Linked DNA regions of Homo sapiens: regions 1, 2 and 3 are each linked to region 4. The links are chromatin contacts, found by Hi-C or POLR2A ChIA-PET in ENCODE. All regions are on one chromosome and are shown on one strand. The core of a region is the stretch at or near the end of the contact, and the rest is flanking DNA. Distances in the headings are between cores, read along the strand shown.

Region 1 (5,921 bases), core at 1,912-4,411, 1.3 Mb after region 4:
AGCTCCTCAGCAATTGTTCCTTCTTTTCAAAGCAGCATTTCCTATTTCATTTAGAATTAAAGAAAGAATAAGGAATTCTCTAGGCCAGTGGTTTTCAAAATATGGCCACTGGTGCAGCATCACCTGGAATTTTGTGAGAGCTGCAAACTATCCCCCACTCCAGACTTACAGATTTAGAAATAATGGGGCGGAAATCCCTGATCGAATGGAACATTCTGGAGTTCGTCCCCTCACCCAACCTTAAGATGAACTTGGAACAAGGGTGCTCAGCCAGAGGGGCAGGTGAGGCCGCAAGTCCAGCTGCCCCTGTTCACCTAGGTAAGCACATAGACTGTGTCTACCCCCTGGGGGCACCTTGCTCTAAATCATCTGCCCAATCAGGACCAACATGGTCTCTACAACGTCACTTCTGAGAACCACTTGTCCACAATGAAGGGAAGAAGAAAATCCATCAGCACCTGGTGAATTGGGAAACAATGGGGCTCTCACTTGCTAAATGCATTCACCTGTTCACTTATTTAATACACTCTGCCCTGCAGGGTAGAGAAAAGACACATGAGGGGCCCAAGGAACTTAGAACCCACCTGGTTAGAAGAAACTAACAAGCAAGAGACAGGGTTAGAAATATAAATGTGACATAAGGGCAAGCCCCCAAATAAGAAAGAACACAAGAAGAGAAGAAGGGATAGATCAAATCCTAGTGGTCTGGAGAGATTAGATGTGGCTTCTCAAAGCCAACAAAGATAGCACCACCAACAATAATACACCAGCAATAATCGCTATTTATTTTTTCAACTTTTTTATTGAGAGAAAATTTACATAAAATTCACCATTGTAACCATTTATTTATTTATTATTTTTTGAGATGGAGTCTTGCTCTGTCGCCCAGACTGGAGTGTAGTGGCAGGATCTCGACTCACTGTAGCCTCCACCTCCTGGGTTCAAGTGATTCTCCCGCCTCAGCCTCCTGAGTAGCTGGGATTACAGGAGCGCATCACCACACCTGGCTAATTTTTGTATTTTTAGTAGTGACAGGGTTTCACCATGTTGGTTGGCCAGCTGGTCTCGAATTCCTGACCTCAGTTGGTCCATCCTCCTCGGCCTCCCAAAGTGCTGGGATTATAGGTGTGAGCCACCACGCCTGGCTTGTTTTGTATTTTATTTATGTATTTGCTTTTTTAGACGGAGTCTCACTCTGTCGCCCAGGCTGGAGTGCAGTGGCGCAATCTCGGCTCACTGCAACCTCCGCCTCCCGGGTTCAAGCAATTCTCTGCCTCAGCCTCCCGAGTAGCTGGGATTACAGGTGCCTGCCACCACACCCGGCTCATTTTTCTATTTTCAGTAGAGATGGGGTTTCACCATCTTGGCCAGGCTAGTCTTGAACTCCTGACCTGGGGATCCACCCGCCTTGGCCTCCCAAAGTGCTGGGATTACAGGCATCAGCCACTGTGCCCAGCCGTTTTGTATTTTTTTAGTAGAGACGGGGTTTCCCCCATGTTGGCCAGGCTGGTCTCGAACTCCTGGACTCAAGTGATCTGCCTGCCTCGGCCGCCCAACGTGCTGGGATTGCAGGTGTGAGCCACCGCGACCGGCCGCTTTCTCTTTCTTTCGAGACAAGGTCTTGCTTTGTCACCCAGGCTAGAGTGCAGTGGTGCTATCATAGCTCACTGAGCCTAGAACTCCTGGTCTCAAGATACCTCCGCCTTATTCTCCTGAATAGCTGGGTTTACAGGCATGTGCCACCGTGCCCGGCTTTTTTTTTTTTTTTTTTTTTTTTTTGAGTCTCTTGCTCTGTCGCCCAGGCTGCAGTGCAGGTGGTGCAATCTCGGCTCACTGCAAGCTCCGCCTCCAGGGTTCACGCCATTCTCCTGCCTCAGCCCCCGGAGTAGCTGGAACTATAGCGCCCGCCACTACGCCCGGCTAATTTTTTTTGTATTTTTAGTAGAGATGGGGTTTCACCGTGTTAGCCAGGATGGTCTCGATTTCCTGACCTCGTGATCTGCCCGCCTTGGCCTCCCAAAGTGCTGGGATTACAGGCGTGAGCCACCACGCCCGGAGTTTTTTTTTTTTTTTTTTTAAGAGGGAAGTGGGGTTTCTCTATGTTGCCCAGGCTGGTCTTGAATTTCTGGCCTCAAGCGATCCTCTTGCCTCGGCCTTCCAAAGTGCTGGGATTACAGGTGTGAGCCACCACACCTGGCCAATTCAGTCTTAAACCAATTTTCTGAGGCTTCGTTTTGGCAAGGCTACTTATCTGTTTTAAAAATAAACGATGTATTTTAGTAAAAGAAAAAAAATGGAGGAAAAAACAGGGTTTTGATCTCATGGAATAATTATGAGGCTAATCTAATGAGCTTCATAAAATACTATACCCATACATAGTATGCTTGTTATTTTATTGTTTTGTCAGGGTCCAGAGAACTAGGCCACTGTGTTGCTTAGGCACCGTGTCTGCACATAGTTCATTCCGGTGTACATTCATTCATCTTTACACTAGAATGTTAGTTTCAAGAACTCAGTCACCTCGTCTACACTGTCCTTTAATCCCCAATACCTGCGACAGTTCCTGGGGCAAAAACAAATGCTTGTTGAATTAAAAAGAAAAACTGGGCCGGGCGTGGTGGCTCACGCCTGTAATCCCAGCACTTCGGGAGGCCGAGGCAGGCGGATCACCTGAGGTCAGGAGTTCGAGACCAGCCTAACATGGTGAAACCCCGTCTCTACTAAAAATACAAAAACATTAGCCGGGTGTAGTGGTGGGTGCCTGTAATCCCAGCTACTTGGGAGGCTGAGGCAGGAGAATCGCTTGAAGCCGGGAGGCGGAGGTTGCAGTGAGCCGAGATCACGCCATTGCACCCCAACCTGGGTAACAGAGCGACACTCTGTCTCAAAAAAAAAAAAAAATTCCTGTAGAAGCTCCCAAGCCCAATTAAAGCTCAAGGCTATCGTCCACGTAGTGGGTTCCAAATCGCTAAGTTCCCAGGCCAGCAGGGAGAGCGAGCCGAGCGAAGGTCGCCTGTGTCAAAGGCGGGGATTTGCACAGTATTTACATGGAAGCGGAGGAAAGGCTGCTTAGCAACCGGGCTGAGGGGACGGGCTGCACTGCGCACGCGTACATGGGCGGGGCATCTTGCGCATGCGCAGGCGACAGCTCATGGCGTTCAGGGCCTGACGGTTGCTAGGGTGACAGGGACACAACATGGCGGCGGGATCTCTAACGCTCTCCTTCGAGGGACCACCACGGAGATCCTAGTGCGGGACCCCGCCTCAGGGAAGTGGAAAGCAGGGGGACAACCTTCCTGCTTCTTTCTTTTCCGTCCAGTGTCGGCAAGGGGTTGTCACCGGCTTCCGCATCCAAGATGAAGAGTGAGTGGGGCCGGGGAAAGGGGCAGGGACTGGAGAGCGAGTGGCGGGGGAGGGAGGGACTGGGGGAGCTTGAGGAGCTTGAGGGGCCTGTGGGGCCGGGCGTCGTCGCCTTCTGCCGTGGCTCGACAGGCCCGGGAGGCTCCGCATGTGGGCCCCGAATCCCCCTCGGCTGTGAGAAGCCGGTGCCCCTGGGGGAAGCTTGAGGGGTTGGGGCTAGGTTGGGAACTTTGGGGTCTCGGAGAGCCGACTCGAGTTCCCGCTCAGGCATATTTTGGTGCAGGTGCGTGGTTCTTACATTGGAGTTTAGGGAGTTGACTGTGATTCATTTTATTTTATTTTAAATGCTGGCTTGAACCTGACACTCTTTTCCTGAACATTCGGCAGAAAACGGGGGAGCGCTTACAGCGTGGCTCCCTGCCTTTTCATGATACTGGTTTAGTGACCAATTGAGAGGAAAGCTGGGCTGTGTGCTTTATTTTATTTTTTGGGTCAAGCAGTAGTGTTTTATAGGAACCACTTTTTAATAGTAGTTTTGAAGCAACCTTTTAGTTAAAAGCTGTTACTTCAAAGTTGGGAAATGAGGTAGTCATTCTAGAAAATGTAACGGGTAAAAAATTTTCTTTAGTGGGATTTGTGGATTATTGACAATCCAAGTGCAACCAGCTAGAATGATGTTTTTAAAATTATTATTACTGTACAGATATAATTGTTTATGGTTGTGAACCAGAGGTGCAGTAAAAATTCAGACCTTTGCTGTGAAAATATTATGTTAGGAGTAGTTATAATGTTAAATTTGCATTGTATCCTAATTGTCAATGGTGTACATTGCATAACATTTAAAATAATTAATCTCATTCACCCTTTACAAGGCATTTTTATTTTTATTTTATTTTGTTGGATATTGTTTAATGTTTACCTTTTTCATTAATGCACTACAAAGCTGTAGTTAGAATCCAAGGTCTACAAAAGACTTTACACTTTTACTTACAGTGCAGACTATGATACTGCACATATTTTGTACTATATTCATTTTTTTCTTCCCATCTGTTTGTTTTGAAAATTTTCAGATGTACAGGAAAGTTGCAAGAGCAGTACATTGAATATTTATAAACCCGTCCTTCACTTAGCTGCACCATTTTGCCTTATTTTTGTGTGCTCGCTTTCGCTCTGGTGTTTTCTCTCTCCCATTTATGTATTTATTTTCACTGGACCTTTCAAGAGTTAGTTGTAGACTACTAATAATTCACCACTTCTTTCAGCAGTTATCTGCCAAGAACAAGGACATTCTCCTACATCATCACAGTACAAATAACACATTTAGAAAATTTAACAATGATACAATACTCTGATACACAGTCCATATTTCAGTTTTTCCATTTATCCCAATAACATGTGTTATAGTTGTTTATATTTTTTCTATCCAATCAAGAATCACCAATTGTATTCTGTTGTCATATCTCTTTGGTCTCTTTTAATATGGTGTCCCTGCCTTTTGTGTCTTTCATGACAATGATATTTTCATTTTTATTTGGCTGTCCTCTGTAGGCCAAATGACATTTTTAAAGAATCCAGCCCAGTGTTTTGCAGAATATCGCTCAATTTGGATTTGTCTGATTTTCGCCTCATGATTAGCTTCAGCTTAAATGTTTTTACCAGGAATATGTGAGAGGCAACGTTGTGTCTCTGTCAGTGTGGCCCTTCCAGAGTGCCTGATGTCAGTTCGTTGCAGTTTTGCTGAAGTTAGATTTGATCATTTGGTTTATTTATCTACCTTCTTTTTCTCTTAGACTCTTTTTTTTTTTGGACAGGGTCTCTCTGTGTCACCCTGGCTGGAGTGCAGTGGTGCAATCTTGGCTCACTGCAACCTCTGCCTCCCGGGTTCAAGTGATTCTCCTACCTCAGCCTCCCAAGTAGCTGAGATTACAGGTGTGCACCACCACGCCCAGCTAACTTGTATTTTTTGGTAGAGACGGGGTTTCAACATGTTGGCCAGGCTGGTCTCAAACTCCTGACGTCAAGCGATCCACCCGCCTCAGCCTCCCAAAGTGTTGGAATTACAGACGCGAGCCACTGTGCCTGGCCTTCCTCTTAGACTCTTCATACCCCACTACCTAGAGGCATCACTTTCAGTAATTTACTCTCTCTATATATATTATATATAAATATATAAATGTGTATTTCTCCCTTTTTAAAAGACTAATGTTAGCACTGCATGTGTATACCTATATAGAAATATGTACATATGCTGCCTGGGCGCAGTGGCTCACACCTGTAATGCCAACACTTTGGGAGGCCGAGGCGGGCAGATCACGAGTTCAGGAGATCAATACCATCCCAGCTAACACGGTGAAACCCCGGCTCTACTAAAAATACAAAAAATTAGCCAGGCGTGGTGGTGGGCACCTGTAGTCCCAGCTACTCGGGAGGCTGAGGCAGGAGAATGGCGTGGACCTGGGAGGCAGAGCTTGCAGTGAGCTGAGATCGGGCCACTGTACTGCAGCCTGGGCAACAAAGCAAGAGACTCCGTCTCAAAAAAAAAGAAAATAAATATGTATATA
Region 2 (5,470 bases), core at 938-3,437, 1.8 Mb after region 4:
ATATATGTAGGATATATATATAGAATATATAGGATATATGTAGAGGATATATAGAGGATATATATATAGAGGATATATATATAGAGGATATATATATAGAGGATATATATATATAGAGGATATATATATATATAGAGGATATATATATAGAGGATATATATATAGAGAGAGGATATATATAAAGGATATATATATATACAGGATATATATATATAGAGGATATATATATAGAGGATATATATATAGAGGATATATATATATAGAGGATATATATATAGAGGATATATATATAGAGGATATATATAGAGGAGATATATATATAGAGGATATGTATATAGAGGATATATATATATAGAGGATATGTATATAGAGGATATATATATATAGAGGATATGTATATAGAGGATATATATATATAGAGGATATATATAGAGGATATATATAGAGGATATATATAGAGAGGATATATATAGAAGATATATATAGAGGATATATATATAGGATATATATAGGATATATATATGGGATATATATATAGGATAGTTTATATGTATGTATATGGGACATATATATAGTTTATATATAGTTTATATACACATATAGTTATATATACATATACATATATGTTTGTATATATACATATATAGTTATATATACATATATAGTTTATATATATATATGGGACATATATATATATATGGGATAGTTTATTAAGGAGCATTAACTCACACAATCACAAGGTCCCACGATAGGCCGTCTCAAGCTGAGGAGCAAGGAAGCCAGCCCGAGTCCCAAAGCTGAGGAACTTGGATTCCGATGTTCGAGGTCAGGAAGCATCCAGCACAGCAGAAAGATGCAGGCTGGGAGGCTGGGCCAGTCTAGTCTTTTCACATTCTTCTGCCTGCTTTATATTCTGGCCTCTCTGGCAGCTGATTAGATGGTGCCCACCCAGATTAAGGGTGGGCCTGCCGCTACCAACCCCCTGACTCAAAGTTAATCTCCTTTGCCGACACCCTCACAGACACACCCAGGATCAATACTTTCCATCCTTCATTCCAATCAGGCTGACACTCGGTATTAATCCTTACACCCATATTGTTTCTACAGCAGCTGCACCTCTGTAATTCCCACCAACAGTGTACAAGGGGTCCAATTTCTCCTCATCTTCCCCAACACTTATTTTCTGTGTTTTTTTTTTTTTTTTTATGGTACATCTTAATGGATGTGAGCTGGTATCTCATTGTAGTTTTGATTTGCATTTCTTTAATGTTAGTGACTTTTAATTTTAATTTTAATTTTTAAATTTTTTTCTTTTGTAGAGACAGGGTTTCACCATGTTGTCCAGGCTGGTCTTGAACTCCTGGGCTCAATTGATCCTCCTTCCTCAGCCTCCCAAAGTGCTGGGATAACAGGCATGAGCCACCATGCCTCTGGCTTTTAATAAACATTTTTGTATGTCTTCACTGTGATGAGCCACCTAGATCCCCCTTCCGGGAAGGACTTGTTACCCCAGCTGCTTGGGGTGCCTTCAACTCTCAGTCCCTTCAGAGACTGTTCAGCTGCAAAGAGCCACCCTGTCCAAAGCCGGGACTCTTCCTGGGCAACTGCATTCAACGACTCCTCAATGTGGGGACCACCTCTGCCCGAGTCAGGAAGGTCTCCCGGGGCCACTCTAGCTTGGAGGCTACTGTTTGGTCTTTGGGGCTATCACTGGGTCTGCATGGAAGTTTGCCTTCTCCCTCGTCCAATCCTGCTTCTCTCTCCTCCTTCCACCGATGCCGAGGCAAGCCCCTCGTAAACATCCTGTGGTACCTCCCTAAGAACCCAACGTGCCAGGCTCGCTTTACGTAGACTGGCGACCGGAGACTGATTTCTTTGGCATGAGTCAGCTTGATGGGGTGGGAAGATGTCCGTTTTAATTTGCATCTCTTTGTTAACTGTTGAGGTTGAACTTTTTTTTTTTTTTTTTTACAAGCATTGACTGAATGACTTCCTTTGTGGATTGCCTTTGCGAATGACTTCCTTTGCCTGTTTTTCTACTGAGATGTTTGTCTTTTTCTTATTGGTAAGAGTGCATATATATATTACCGTCATAAAGATATAATCTTTGCTTTTCGGATATGGTTCACAAAATGTTCTCACGTTTTCCCCAGTCAGCCGTGTGCCTGTTACTTTTGTGGTTCAGGGCACAGGCGTAGCCACACTGCCCCACCGCTTCCTAGCTCTGTAGCTTTGGGTGCATTGCTTCACCTACCAGAGCCTTTGCAGTACCTTGTAGGTTTGTTGTGGGAATTAAATGAGTTAATACAGTACTTATAACAGGGCCTGGAATACAGCGAGTATGAGATAATTATTTGCTATTTTTATTAGTGTCTATCTTATTTTTCTTATTGGCCATATGTATAGTATTGTATTTTCTGTAGTTAAAGCTATCTTTTGTGGTTTTTGTCTTTGGAGTGATATGTAGAAAGAACTTCTTTATTTTTATTTTATTTTATTTTTGTAGAGACACGGTCTCATTATGTTGCCCAGGCTGCTCTCAAACTCCTGGGCTCAAGTGATCCTTCTGCTGCAGCCTCCCAAAGTGTTGGGATTATAGGCGTGAGCCACTGTGCCCAGCCAGCTTCTTTATTTTAAGATTATATAAGTATTTACCTCCATTTTCTCTTTAGTACCTTTATTACCGGTAGAAGGTGTCCAGGTTCTTGGTGTCTTGAACAAAGAAGTGGACAAAACGCACAAACAAAGCAGGGAAGGAAGGAAGGGATTTACTGAAAACGGAAGAACCCTCCACAGTGTGGGGGCAGGCCTGAGCGTAGGGGCTCAAGGGCCAAGTTACAGAATTTTTGGGAGTTTAAATACCCCCTAGAGGATTGCACTGGTTACTTTGGGTATTCCTGATGTAAATGGAGAGATCAAAGTAAAGTTACACAGTCATTTAAGGCGTATGCCCTATGGAGAGGGTGTTTCCTGTCATAGCTGAAGTGTGAATCGGCCTTCTGTTCCCTGCCTCCAGACCCTATTTTCCTGCCATGAAGCCTTCATGATTTCATATATATATATTATATATATATAATATATATATATTATATATATATTATATATATATAATATATATATTATATATATAATATATATATAAATAAATATATTTATATATAAACATATAATATATTATTTATATATATATCTCCATATATGTGTGTGTGTCTCTGTCTGTCTGTCTATCTATCTATCTATCTATCTATCTATCTATCTATCTATCTATGTATCTGCAGAGAGAGAGAGAAGAGACAGAAAGAAAGAGATAGGGTCAGGGTCTCACTCTGTCGCCCAGGCTGGAGTGCAGTGGTGTGATCTCGGCTCACTGCACCCTCCACCTCCTGGTCTCAAGTGATCCTCCCACCTCAGCCTCCCAAGTAGCTGGGACAATAGTCACACACCACCATGCCTGGCTAATTATTAGCATTATTTTTTATTTTTTGGTAGAGACAGAATCTTATCGTGTTGCCTAGGCTGGTCTCGAATTCTTGGGCTCAAGCCATCCACCTGCCTCAGCCTCCCAAAGTGCTGGGATTATAAGCGTGAGCCACTGCGCCTGGGCTAAAAATATATATGTTTGGATCTTACATCCATCTGGAATTCAGAATGTATTTTGATGTGAGGTTTAATAGATCCATATTTCTTGAGTATCCAACATTCCTTTTCGGCCCCAACTGGCCCCCTCTTTAAAAAAAATTGATACTGTTAAATAAACGTTTTCTTTTAGGACGGCTCTAGAGGCACAGAATCATTGTGAAGCTAGTACAGAGCGTTCCGTACCTCTCACATGACCTCCCTGATTGCGAACATCTCGCAGCATGTGGTACAGCTGTCACCATTACGGCACCGTTATTGACACCTTAAGTCCACACTTTATTCACATTCCCTTAGTTTTTCCCTAATGTCCTCTTCCTGTTCCACGATTCCACTCAGGACCCCACGTGACATTCAGGTGACATGCCTCCCTAGGCTCCTCTCGACGGTGACAGTTTGAATGTGACAGTTTTGAGGATAAGTGGCCGAGTGCTTTGTAAGATGTCCCTCAGTTGGGATTTGTCTGATGTTCTCATGGTTAGACTGGGGTTATGGGAGGCCATTTCATCACATCAAGGTCAAGGGTCCGTGCCATCAACGCCACTTATCCCTGTTGATTCTGGCCTTGACCACCTGGCGGAGATCATGTTCATAGGGTTTCCCCTGAAAATAAAAACGGAGCTCCTCCCCCTGGCCTGCCCCTGTGCTGTCCTCTTGGGATGCGTCTGTCAGTGCAGCCCACGCTCCCGAGCTGGGAGTTCTGCTGCTCCTCCTTGAGGGAGGTGTTTCTGCATACATTAGGTGGAATTCTTCTGCGGGAGATTCACCTCCTCTCCCCTCTTCAGGTGTTTATCCAGTCATTGATCTGTATCCCCACAGACTCAAGGACATTTGTTTTCTGCTTTGGGTCATAACCCAGTACTGTTTTATTTTGTGGCTCCAATTGTCCCAGCCTAGGCCGTTGAGAGCTCCTTCAGGGGCCTCCTGGGTCCTTCGTCATCTCTGTGGGTTCCTTCTGAGTTCCCTGTTTCATGTCTGGCCCCTGTGATCCACTGTGTCCTGTGTCCCGTCATCCCTGTGTCCTGTGTCCCATCATCTCTGTGTCCTGTGCCCTGTTGTCACTGTGTCCTGTCGTCACTGTGTCCTGTGTCCTGTGTCTCATTGTCACTGTGTCCTCTTGTCACTGTGTCCTGTGTAAGCTGCTGCTTGGCCTCTGTGAGTCTCTCAACACAGCCCTGAGCTTCTGGAGGGAGTGCTTCCTGTCTATGGAAGTTGTTGAGCGGACAGGCACACAGCTGGAGAGTCACTCCAGGACAGAACCCAGGGAGGAAAGGGCCGCTGGGAGAGGCATTCGTAGAAACAGACAGACGTGGGGCCCGAAGAGCCCTGGAGACTGCTGCGCCCAGATCTATGCTTGGCCTATTCAGTTCTTGAGCTAAGAATCCTTCCTACTCCCCTCCCCTCCCCTCCCCTCCCCTCACAGCATATGGTACATTTGTCACCATTATAGCACCATTTTTGACATATTAAATCCACCTTTTATTCAGATTCCCTTAGTTTTTCCCTAATGTCGTCTTCCTGTTCCACGATTCTACTCAGGACTCCACGTGACATTCAGGTGACATGCCTCCTTAGGTCCCTCCCCTCCCCTCCCTTCTCCTCCCCTCCCTTCCCCTTCCTTCTCCTTCCCTGCTCCCCTGCCCTCCCCCTCCTCCCCTCCCTTCCCCTTCCCTCCCCTCCCCTCTCCTCCTCTCCCCTCTCCTCCCCTCTCCTCCCCTCTCCTTTCCTTTCCTTTTTATTGACACAAGGTCTCACTCTGCCACAATCTTGGCTCCAGCCTCAACCTCCAAGGCTCAAGCAATCCCCTTACCTCAGCCTCCCGAGTAGCTGAGAC
Region 3 (6,174 bases), core at 2,658-5,157, 1.2 Mb after region 4:
AAGAATGTAAGCAACATGAATTCTCTCTTGCTTACCAAGGTAAATCCTAGTATCTAATAATAGCTTTGGCACAGAGTAGATGCTCAGTAAAGATTTGTTAACTTCAGGTCTTACTGCAAAACAATAGTCTCAATCCAATTTTTAAAATTGGGCTGGGCATGATGGCTCACGCCTGTAATCCCAGCACTTTGGGAGGCCGAGGTGGGAGGATTGCTTGAGGCCAGGAGTTCGAGACCAGTCTGGCCAACATGGCGAAACCCATCTCTACTAAAAAATACAAAAATTAGCCAGGTGTGGTGGCGCACACCTGTAATCCCAGCTACTTGGGAGGCTGAGGCAGGAGAATCACTTGAACCTGGGAGGTGGAGGCTGCAGTGAACCAAGATCGTGCCACTGCACTCCAGCCTGGGTGACAGAGTGATATTTCATCTCAAAAATAAATAAATAAATAAAAATATAATGAATAATGCTTCCTTAGTCATGACTATTTCAGTTAAAAAAATACAAAACACCACCCTATGGCATCCTTCAAGTTACGATGCTTCCTTTCCCCACTAGCCCTGTCAATCTCATAACCCTGGAAGGTGGCAGCTAGCCTTCACTGCTGACTACTAACACCCAACTGCCACCCAGATGGATGATTTCTCAAACTGGAGCTAGGACTAATATAGAGTCTAAGTCATCCACTTCGCTGTACAATAACCATGTTATCAGAGTGCTCTGGGTACACTAATGGTTTCAGGATTCTCTCCAAAATCCCTAGGAAGCAACAATTTGTATCCCTATTGTAGAATCTATGTTTGAAATCTGGCTACGACATCTATTAATTATTTGAGTATTAAATTATTAAGGAGGAACGTAATGAGACTGAGGCAGTCATTTATCTTCCAGACAAAATTTTGTCACTTCCTTGCTCCCATCCCCATTGGCTACCCAATGGTCACAAGCTAAAGCCTAACACAAGCATGGAAATTAGACACTATGACAAAACAGTCTATATCTAACTTCATCTCAGGCCACTCTTCCATCCACACACTGTGCACTCCCTACCCTTTAGCAATCACCCCTCTACACGCTTCTTCTCTCAGCCCTGGGCAACCACTGATCTCCTCTCTGTCTACAGTTCGCCTATTCTGGAGATTTCATCAAAATTGAATCATATAATATGTGGTATTTTGTGTCTGGTTGCTTTCACTTAGCCTAATGTTCTCAAGGTTCCTCCATGTTGTAGCACAAATCAGTACTTCGTTCCTTTTTATTGCTGAACAGCCTTCCATTGTGTAGACAGGCCACGTTTTGTTTGTGCATCCATCAGCTTTCCATCACAGTCCCTGCACACACCATAACCTGTATGTCTCTGCAGAACAAAGTCCCTTTCCACTCTTCCCTATTCCCCCACATGTGCCCTGTAAGAACTAGTCCTCCGCCACCAGGAAGCCTTCATAAATTCCCTCAGATACTTGGTTGGTCTTTCTCTGCTTTCACAGAACTCCATGATGGCAGTTATCGCACAGCACCATCATTATCTGTTTTCTCTCCCCTTCAATGGACTCTTTCTCATCTTCACCTATGTTCTTCTAGTCTGTATACTTTGTGGTGCTTTAAAAGACCAATAAAGAGTATGGTACAATCAATGCTCAATACACGTTTGTTGAATGAATCTCTCTCTCAAAGCACTGTGCTAGATTCACCCAAGTATGACAGCCCTAAATATAAAATAGTGGCAAAAAGTCAATAGAACTCTTATGTCCAGGTCCAAAGAATACATTCATTTTAAATTGAACATGCATCTTGAGTAACAGCTCCCTTCTACCTTAGCAATTCGCAAAGCCATCAACTACTCCCTTCTAATTTTACTGATCTCTCTGTGCATTACTGAATCTAGAAATCTCTTCGTGCTTGACACCAAAGCTTTTCATTATAACCCTTTCCTGATCTATTCCTCATCTTCCCAAGTTCAATCAACTGCCTCTGCCTGATGCCTGTTTCCTTCCTTTTCTTCCCACTAAGTTCCAGTAGCCATTTTTTTCAACTCCTACAGCGGCTAATATGAAATGAAATTCTCCCCAAACTTAAGTGTAACTTCTTTAAGAAAAAATTGGAAAAAAAAATCCAGTAGATGCCAGTCTTCTATTGAAAAAGACACGTGGGTATAATATAGCTGATGCCTAACAAAAGCTACTTCCTAGTCACTCCTTCAGAAGAGGGTTATCCTCATTCCATCTTCCCCACCACTGGTTTTCCAAGGCAGTCCTGAAAATTCAATTTGTGTGTCCCCTACACCTGCACTTAGTTCTCCCTTTTAAAGTTCATGGGCCAGACCATGATCTTTCTGAGGCAGTGACCTCAGGAAGGGTCTGTCTGGTTCACCACAGCATCCCTAGAGCCAGCCTGGCACAGTGCTGGCACACGATGGCCAAATAACCACCAATATGGGACGTAAGTCAGGTTAACAACAACAACAACAAAAATAAGGTCAGAGGTTTATCAAGGTACATTATAGCTGGGTGTGAGAAAACACAAAGTCCTGCAGCCTAAAAGACCAGGAATCGCTGGTGATCACAAGGAGCTACAGTGGCTTCATTCCCAGATTCTACCTATGCCTGGGATTTGCGTTTTGAGATTTCCCAGAACTCTGTCTACAAGACCTTGGCTGCAAGGAGGCAGTCCACAAGTGCAACTGGTCACTCCAATAGATGAGAAAAGGATGCACCCAGGCTGGTATCCCACATTCTGCCAACACATGGAACATAAGTCACAGAACAGAATAAAATTCCTGAATCCCAATAAGAGAGGAAGAAAAAAGTGCAGGGAAGAGAAATGGAGGTAGAGAAGGAGAAACTAAAGTCATGAGAAGTCAGAGACATATCAGAAGGGACTAGAGGGCGAGAACGCAGGCTAGCACAGATGACAGCAGGGGCTCCCCTTTACTGAAATGTACAGCGGCAGGCACCGTGCTTAACTTTACATGCACTGACCCATTTAATCCTCTTACCAAGCCAGAGGTAGAAACTATTCTCATCTCCATTCCACTGGTGATGAAACTGGAGCGGAGTGAGGTAGGGCACTTGCCCCAGCACAGAGCTAGGAAGGGGCCGCTGGGACCTGCCCGGCTCTGACTCCAGGACACCCCATCCTTTAACACTTACTACCTATTCTGCCTCCCATGCCTTCAAATAGGATTGGGAAAGGAGTCATTCACTTATCCACTCATCGAACACTGAACACCAACTGGATGAGTGTCAAGGCCTGGGGCCAGGCGCCGGTGGGCGGATGTAAGGGACGCGGGCTGCGAGTGGGGGACAGAACACGACGTCAATCTTAAGGCGAAGGAGCAGAGCCCGCGGCCAGACCGGCAGCCGGGATGCAGGGTGGGGCCGGGGGCCGAGGGCGCGGGACGCGCAGCGGAGGCCTGAGGAGGGGCGGGCGGCCCCTGTTCCCCGCTGCGGACCGCCGGATTCTGCGGGCGGCGAGCCAGGCGCTCCGTGTGTTGTGGCATTTAGTGTCCGCCACTCCGCGCGGGCGAGACCGCGGGCGAGGGAGACGGGGCGGACGGGCATGGAGACCCTGCGGGGCTGAGGCAAGGGAAGAGTGGCCCGGGGGAGGCCGAGGAGGGGCTCGGGGCCAGGCGTCGGGGGCGTCGGGGGCGTCGGGGCCGCTTGCGGCGTCGCCGGACTCACCTCCCGCGGCAGCCCCTCCGGACTCGTCGGCCCCGCCGGGCCGGAGGAGGCGGGATGGACTCCGGGCCGCGGGGGCTGCCGGGAGCCTGTTCCCTGGGCAACGGGGCCGGCACCGGGGCCAGCACCGAAGAGCAGCAGCTGGCTCCGCCGGGGGCTAGAGCGGCAGAGCCACAAGTGGCAGCGGGCGGGGCGGACGTGACGCAAATGCGTTTCCGGTGGGGTGGGCGGGGCTTCGCGTCTCCTTCTACGGATATCTGTGGACCTTATGGAAGGTGCGTGAGATCGGTTCCTTTCCCGGGGTGGGGTGGCTGTGAATGTTACTGCTTAGGCCGCAGGTTGGACCAGAAGCTCAGGAGCTCCCCGGATTACATGAGGTTAAATGGAGGTCCTCTGTCTTACCCCAGCCTAGCCCGCAGGCCCCTCGCAGCCTCTGCGAGCTGCTCGGGAGACAGTTTTGCCGAGCCTCCGTTTTTTCACATGTGCAGTGACAGATGAACGGGACGATATACGCAAATGAGTGTCAGCAGATCCGACATCCAAATTGTAATTATTGTCACTATAAATTAGTACTAACAGAGTTCACTGGGTACCAAGCCTTGCATGCTCATCTCGTCCAGAAACTCCTCTCTGAACTGCCCTCAGTCAGAACATTCTGCTTGTAATGAAAGCTGGCTTTCGCCTAGTGCTCAGTTTGCTGAGTACTGCTCCAAGCACTTTAAGTGGATCATCTCATTTGAACCTCACAGTGGTCCCATGAAGTAATGTCAACCCCATTTTGCAGATGGGGAATCGAGGCTCAGAGGGGATAAGTAACTTAGCCACTGTGCCCTCACCCTACCCTGTCCTGTGACGCTGATGACTGGTCTGTCTTTACCAGCCCTTGAGTTTCTTGAAGTCAGTTATGTTTTTGGTTCCTAAATATGTGCCCCGTATGAGTCAGGCTGACCATGAATCAGATGTGATCCTGCCCTCAGAATCTCCTGTTGGGGGGAAAACCCTTAGACAATTATAGAACAGGTGGTAAGAGCTATTCCTCCATTTACCTCATTTTATGCAAAGCCTCCTATGTGTGGAAGGTTTGAAAGAGAACGAGACATAGTTCCTACCCTAGTCGAATTTCCAGTTTAGCAGGGAATATAGACATTAAACAAGCAAATACACTCCACTGGTGAATATCATGATAGCAGAATTATAGGGTGTACCACATATCTAGTGGTGAGTCGTAACCCAACCTGGGGGATCCAGGAATACTTCTCTGTGGAAATGACTTTCTAAAAACCTAAATCAGATAATTTCACTGCCCTATCCAGAGCTCATTGCTCACTCCCCATTGTATTAGGTTGGTGCAAAAGTAATGGCAATTTTGGCTGTTAAAAGTAATGGCAAAATCTGTTACTTTTGCACCAAGCTAATACTTAGAAGTCCAAACTTCATTTTTTTATTTTGTTTTGTTTTGTTTTGTTTTGTTTTGTTTTTGAGACGGAGTCTCGCTCTGTCACCCAGGCTGGAGTGCAGTGGCGCGATCTGGGCTCACTGCAAGTTCCGCCTCCCGGGTTCACGCCATTCTCCTGCCTCAGCCTCCTGAGTAGCTGGGACTACAGGCGCCCGCCACCACGCCCGGCTGATTTTTTGTATTTTTTTAGTAGAGATGAGGTTTCACTGTGTTAGCCAGGATGGTCTCGATCTCCTGACCTCGTGATCCGCCCGCCTTGGCCTCCTGAAGTGCTGGGATTACAGGCGTGAGCCACTGCCCTCGGTCCAACTTCTTATCTTGGCCTATTAGGTTCTAGTTGTCTGATCACCTACTCACGCACTAGTCCTTTTCTGTCTATTTCATTCCAGCACACTGGTTTTTTTGTTTGCTTGTTTGTTTTGTTTTGTTTTCTGTTTTTTGAACTCACCAACCTCATTATCATAATTAGGGCACATACTACTGACCTACCCTATTTCTGGCTTTTCATCATTCAAATCTCAGCCTAAACGACACCTTCTCAGGGGATCACACTAACACAAGACCCTGTTTTATTTTCCACACACACTTAATCATGATCTGAACTGATCGTGGTCATTTGTTTATTATCTGCCTCCCCTTTGGAAAGTAAGTTCCATGAAAACGGTCCTGGTCCGTCTCATTCAATCACTTCATTCCCCCATGCCTGGCGTATTGTAGGCAGTAAGCAAATATTTGTTGTTTAAGTAAAGAATGAATGATAAATCAAGATGATATTTTAAAGTGAGGATACTAAGTATGAGGCAGGGGAGTGGGGACACACACAGATAGGAAAAATATTCCAGGTCAAAGTCAGAACTTGTACAGAGCCAGCTCTGATGCACAGAGGGCAAGTGGGAAAGGGTAGAAGCTGAAGTGGTGGGCAGAGCTTGGATAGTAGAGGCCCTTGAGCTAACAGGTGAGATACTGGGTTTTTGCCTTGTGCGAGGCCTCACAGCTTCACATATATTATCTAATCTCAGCAATCCTATGAAATAGATACTA
Region 4 (5,496 bases), core at 1,751-4,250:
GTGACAGAGCAAGACTCCATCTCAAAAAAAAAAAAAAATTAAAAAAAAAGGTGGGGAGGTGATGGAGGCAGAACCTATGGATTAAAAAGAACTAAAAGGGAGTATCTCTGAACCTATTCTGGTTCAGGAACTTCCGGATTAAAGAAAAAAAAAGAACTAAAAGAGTCAGACTAATTCTTACGTGCAAACAAGTTTAGGAACCAATGATGCAAACTACATAGGTAAGACATAAGCAGGCATGAAGTGGCTAGGGAACAGAATTTAAAAGTCTTAATTTTTTTTTCTTTACCAAAAGCAGTTATATTTCTGAAAAGCTGAGTTTTAAAGATGGATTTGGAAGGAAGAATGGTGCCTGACTCTTAAGTTCTATAATATTTTTCAATTAAAAGCTGGTGCTGGCTGGGCATGGTGGCTCACACTTATAATCTCAGCACTTTGGGAGGCCAAGGCGGGTGGATCACCTGAAGTCAGGAGTTCGAGACCTGCCTGGCCAGCATAGTGAAACCCCATCTCTACTAAAAAAAGAAAAAAAAATTAACCAGGCGTGGCAGCATGCGCCTGTGATCCCAGCTATACTCAGGAGGCTGCGGCAGGAGAATTGCTTGAACCCAGTAGGCAAAGGTTGCAGTGAGCCGAGACTGCGCCATTGCACTCCAGCCTGGGCAACAGAGCAAAAACTCCATCTCGAAAAAAGAAAAAACGAACAAGGCAGAGAGGTCTCTCATCTTGAGAACAGACCCATGGTAAGATTTATTTTACTTTAACAAGAAGTCTAAGGCTGAGAGTGGTGGCTCACACTTGTAATCCTAGCACTTTGGGAGGCCCAGGCAGGCGCATCACTTGAGGTCAGGAGTTTGAAACCAGCCTGGCCAACAGGTGAAACCCTGTCTCTACTAAAAATACAAAAAAATTAGCCGGGCATGGTGGTGGGCCCCTGTAGTCCCAGCTACTCGGAAGGCTGAGGCACGAGAATCGCTTGAGCCCGGGAGGCAGAGGTTGCAGTGAGCTGAGATCACGCCACTGTACTCCCACCTGGGCGACAGAGGGAGACTCCAACTCAAAAAAAAAAAAAAAAAAAAAAAAAAGAAGTGTATATGACAATAGAGAAATCCTTATTTGGGTGCTGTTGTTTCTTTCCAGCACAAGTTCACAAAATAAGCTAGGGAAAATCCCCCCCGCCCGGGAAATGTCTTGGTTGATTTCCCGTTTGCTCTCTTAGAGCATTTTCAGACACCTGCTCTATCTTTCTGCCCAAAGATAGAGATGCTGGGTGGGTTTCTATGTTCTAGGGATAGAAGGCAAGGACTTGGTCACTGTAACACAGAACTGAGCTAGCCACTTGGGTGTCTGGTTGGCAAGTTGCCCTGGTAACTCCTTGTTTAAATTGTAAACTAGATAGACCTTCAAAGCTACAATTATGAAAGTGTACTAACAGCCACAGCCCAACAGAAATGAAAATGTACAAGCAAGTACATTTGCAATTTTTAATTAGCTTTTTTTTTTTTGAGATGAAGTCTCCCTCTGTCGCCAGGCTGGAGTGCAGTGGCGCGATCTCGACTCACAGCAACCTCCGTCTCCCGGGTTCAAGCGATTTTCCTGCCTCATCCTCCCGAGTAGCTGGGTCTACAGGCGCGCGCCACTATGCCCAGCTAATTTCTGTATTTTTAGCAGAGACGTTTCACCATGTTGGGCAGGATGGTCTCACCTCTTGATTTCGTGATCCGCTTGCCTCGGCCTCCCAAAGTGCTGGGATTACAAGCGTGAGCCACGGAGCCCGTCCAATTTTTAATTAACACTTTTTTAATACTTCTTTAATTATTGTTTAAACCAAGTTTTCCAGCCTCCTTCATTAGCCTGTTTGGTATTTGCATGCTTTGCTTGAATATTTTATCTCCAGCCCATTCCACACCGTTAGTCAACATTTTCATCTGACAGACGGAATCAAGGCCTAGGCCTCCCTTAAACAAAACATCCCTCCCAAAAGTACCACTTATAAAAATTGCTTGCCACAGACATTCTTGCTACAGACATTCTTTGCGGATCTTTGGCCAGTAACATGCATATACCCACACATAGTTTGCAAATAACAACTATTCAACGTGAAGTGCTACAAAAGTACGATGATAAAGTGCTCGCCGCTTGAAGAAAAGCACTAATAATTGTAACAAAGCCAAAACACACACACACACAACGAAAAAAAACGCACGGTAAGCCAAGAGCTCTTTAAAAATAAAAAATAATCATTCTCGGGAACAAATAAGGTAGGTACAAACTTGCCAGGTGACTCTGTTACGCTTAAAGGTTCTGGCTGTCAACAGTCCCCGGCGTGGTGGCGGCGGCACCCTCAGTCCCATCCGACTGAGGGCGTTGATGCGGGAGCCTCGGGGCTGCGGGACTGTTCGGGATAGGACGCGAGAGCACCTGGACAAAGGCCTGAGGCGGCTGTGCAGAACAGGGAGTGGCCCCGAGGCCCGGGTTTGTCTTCCCTTCCGGTCACCCCTCCCGGCCCAATGTCCCCAGGCCCCTGCTTACCCCGCTGGGCGCCGTATCCCTGCGCTCGGCGCCGCGCTCCGGAGCGAGTTGACAGCCGCGGCAGGCGAAGGCGCGGCAGAGAGGGGGGAGAAAGGTCTTCTTCCCCGCCCGCAAGACCACCATGGCCCCACGCCCCCTGGCTCCCGCGGCGCACGGCAGCATTGCGACGGCGCGAGGGGCCGCTTTACGGCAGGGTCGCGAAGCCCGAGGAAGCGCGGCGGCGCGGCCGACCGTGCGCTTTCCCAGCGGTGCGACGGGGTGAGGGGGCGGCGGGCGGCGCGGGCTGACCCGGGCGGCCGCTCCTTGGTCGCGGTCACTCCAGGCTGCCTCGCTGCGCCGCTGGCGGTGGGCGTGGCGCTGCCGGCGGCTAGGCGCGGACGCCGGAGGAGGTGTCCCCGGGTTTAGGGGTGTTCGGCCAGGGGCGGGGCTGCCGGGCCCGGGCGACTGCCGGAGCTGCGGAAGTCGTGGAAGCGTCGGCGACGCATCGCGCGATGGCGCGGGCGGGACAGGTGAGCGAAGCGCGGCTTGTAGCCTTTTCCCTCTCTCGGGGGGACGAGTGGGGCACCACCTCCGCGCGGGGCTCCCCGCTGGGCCACCCCTTCGCCAGCGCCCAGCCCCGTGCGGCCTGTCGGATCAGGCAGGGCAGAGTCGGTCTCGGCGCTGTCCCCGCCCCTGGGGTCGGAAGCGACCGGGGCTGGCCGGGCCTGGTCTCTGGTGTCTCCGGCCGGGCCTCGGTTCCCCTCCTCCCCCGGCTTCCCCCGGCCGGGCCGAGCTCCCCTCGCGCGCCCATTGTGAGGTCACGTCCTGCAGGCGCGCCCTGGCACCCGGGCCAAGACGCCCGGAGCGGCTGCTGCAGCCAGTAGCGGCCCCTTCACCGGCTGCCCCGCTCAGACCTAGTCGGGAGGGGTGCGAGGCATGCAGCTGGGGGCCCAGCTCCGGTGCCGCACCCCGTAAAGGGCTGATCTTCCACCTCGCCACCTCAGCCACGGGACGCCAAGACCGCATCCAATTCAGACTTCTTTTGGGTAAAGGGCCAAGAGGGAAGGGCGAGGCGGGGAGGAAGCAGCTCGGGCCGCCTTCCCTCCGTGGCCTCCAGGACATCCGCCGGGGATAGATTATGCGTTTCCATTGGTTACCCACCTTGAGCGAGCCGTTTGATAGAAACCAAGAGCTTGAAACGTGCATTAGGCCATTGTGGACTCCCAGTGGGAGGCGAGTGAATGAATTATTCATAGTTACCACGTTTTCGCGGGTTGTTTTTTTTTGAGAGAGTGGAGCATGTTGGGGGCTGAGGAGGTGTTGGGCCTCGAAAGCCCAAGGTGGTGCCCTTCAGCGCTGTCCCGGTCGCTCTTCTTTACCTGTGGGGTTTTAATCTCTTCAGGGAGACTTCTGTGAGGGAAGATGTGTGAGGAGCTAAAAGGGTGGGGAGGGGAAGTGCACAAAGGGATGGAGAGAAACGAAGAAGCGGGGACCTTGGGGATGTCTGAGAGCCACTGGTTTTTGTTCTGGTTCTTTCTTTTGCTTAGAGTTTCTGGAAACTAGGCATAGCTGTGTGGCGGGGCGGGGTACTGTTAGTGTTCGGAAGGTTACAAGAGCTACTGTTTCACCTTTCATAAAGGTGCCCTGCTGGTTCCAAATAGTTTGTGTCGCGTACGGTGACTCACACCTTAATCCCAGCACTTTGGGAGGCGGAGGCGGGCGGATCGTCTGAGACCAGCCTGGGCAATATAGTGAGACCTGTCTCTACTAAAAATAACATTAGCTGGGCGTAGTGGTGTACGACTGTAGACCCAGCTACTGGGGAGGCTGAGGTGGGATGACTGCTCAGAAGTATACCTTTTTAAAATGAGAATTTTAGAATGACTTAATATACCATTAGTGTTCTGCAGAAGCCTTGTGCTGTAGTAAGTTATCATTCTTGTCGTCTTTTAGTGCTTGTGAAACTGAACACAACAAAAGTATGGATATGGGAAACCAACATCCTTCTATTAGTAGGCTTCAGGAAATCCAAAAGGAAGTAAAAAGTGTAGAACAGCAAGTTATCGGCTTCAGTGGTCTGTCAGATGACAAGAATTACAAGAAACTGGAGAGGATTCTAACAAAACAGCTTTTTGAAATAGACTCTGTAGATACTGAAGGAAAAGGAGATATTCAGCAAGCTAGGAAGCGGGCAGCACAGGAGACAGAACGTCTTCTCAAAGAGTTGGAGCAGAATGCAAACCACCCACACCGGATTGAAATACAGAACATTTTTGAGGAAGCCCAGTCCCTCGTGAGAGAGAAAATTGTGCCATTTTATAATGGAGGCAACTGCGTAACTGATGAGTTTGAAGAAGGCATCCAAGATATCATTCTGAGGCTGACACATGTTAAAACTGGAGGAAAAATCTCCTTGCGGAAAGCAAGGTATCACACTTTAACCAAAATCTGTGCGGTGCAAGAGATAATCGAAGACTGCATGAAAAAGCAGCCTTCCCTGCCGCTTTCCGAGGATGCACATCCTTCCGTTGCCAAAATCAACTTCGTGATGTGTGAGGTGAACAAGGCCCGAGGGGTCCTGATTGCACTTCTGATGGGTGTGAACAACAATGAGACCTGCAGGCACTTATCCTGTGTGCTCTCGGGGCTGATCGCTGACCTGGATGCTCTAGATGTGTGCGGCCGGACAGAAATCAGAAATTATCGGAGGGAGGTAGTAGAAGATATCAACAAATTATTGAAATATCTGGATTTGGAAGAGGAAGCAGACACAACTAAAGCATTTGACCTGAGACAGAATCATTCCATTTTAAAAATAGAAAAGGTCCTCAAGAGAATGAGAGAAATAAAAAATGAACTTCTCCAAGCACAAAACCCTTCTGAATTGTACCTGAGCTCCAAAACAGAATTGCAGGGTTTAATTGGACAGTTGGATGAGGTAAGTCTTGAAAAAAACCCCTGCATCCGGGAAGCCAGGAGAAGAGC

The links. Hi-C counts contacts between places; a loop is a spot of excess contacts on that map. ChIA-PET counts read pairs that join two places held with the same protein, here RNA polymerase II (POLR2A). Pooled maps may share reads with other maps.
Region 1: a pooled map shows a loop between it and region 4 (5-fold over the local background). The contact joins the promoter of MOK here to the promoter of BAG5 in region 4. A Hi-C loop is called at or near these places in 1 of 168 maps with a recorded cell type or tissue (ascending aorta) and 5 of 50 pooled maps. POLR2A ChIA-PET finds 5 or more read pairs at or near these places in 1 of 52 experiments (activated T-cell).
Region 2: a loop to region 4 is called in a pooled map, with 4 times the contacts of the local background. The contact joins the enhancer-like site here to the promoter of BAG5 in region 4. A Hi-C loop is called at or near these places in 1 of 50 pooled maps. POLR2A ChIA-PET finds 5 or more read pairs at or near these places in 2 of 52 experiments (CD8-positive, alpha-beta memory T cell and MCF 10A).
Region 3: a loop to region 4 is called in a map of CD4-positive, alpha-beta T cell, with 4 times the contacts of the local background. The contact joins the promoter of CINP here to the promoter of BAG5 in region 4. A Hi-C loop is called at or near these places in 1 of 168 maps with a recorded cell type or tissue (CD4-positive, alpha-beta T cell), 1 of 37 single-sample maps with no recorded cell type and 11 of 50 pooled maps.

What each region holds. Positions count from the first base shown.
Region 1 is chr14:102,302,404-102,308,324 of GRCh38, reverse strand. It overlaps MOK (MOK protein kinase), which reads left to right and starts at 3,161. Exons shown (of 12, transcript NM_014226.3): 1 at 3,161-3,363. The coding sequence starts at 3,357. RefSeq lists enhancers at 2,942-2,991, 2,758-3,280.
Region 2 is chr14:101,718,753-101,724,222 of GRCh38, reverse strand. All of the region lies in intron 1 of LINC02320 (long intergenic non-protein coding RNA 2320), which reads left to right. Among named protein-coding and RNA genes, the nearest start is that of LINC00239, 8.9 kb to the left of the region's middle. RefSeq lists enhancers at 1,748-1,827, 1,047-1,987. Within about 2 kb of position 2,187, at least 12 of the 41 ENCODE cell types and tissues checked have a DNase peak (open chromatin) inside an H3K27ac peak, as active enhancers do.
Region 3 is chr14:102,360,623-102,366,796 of GRCh38, reverse strand. CINP (cyclin dependent kinase 2 interacting protein) reads left to right here and starts at 3,907. Exons shown (of 5, transcript NM_032630.3): 1 at 3,907-3,952. The coding sequence starts at 3,946. TECPR2 (tectonin beta-propeller repeat containing 2) reads right to left here and starts at 3,856. Exons shown (of 20, transcript NM_014844.5): 1 at 3,681-3,856. RefSeq lists silencers at 3,323-3,412, 3,453-3,862.
Region 4 is chr14:103,560,161-103,565,656 of GRCh38, reverse strand. BAG5 (BAG cochaperone 5) reads left to right here and starts at 3,000. Exons shown (of 2, transcript NM_001015048.3): 1 at 3,000-3,041; 2 at 4,465-5,496. The coding sequence starts at 4,493. COA8 (cytochrome c oxidase assembly factor 8) reads right to left here and starts at 2,697. Exons shown (of 5, transcript NM_001370595.2): 1 at 2,533-2,697. The coding sequence starts at 2,655. RefSeq lists a silencer at 2,743-3,392 and enhancers at 3,733-3,782, 3,882-4,395.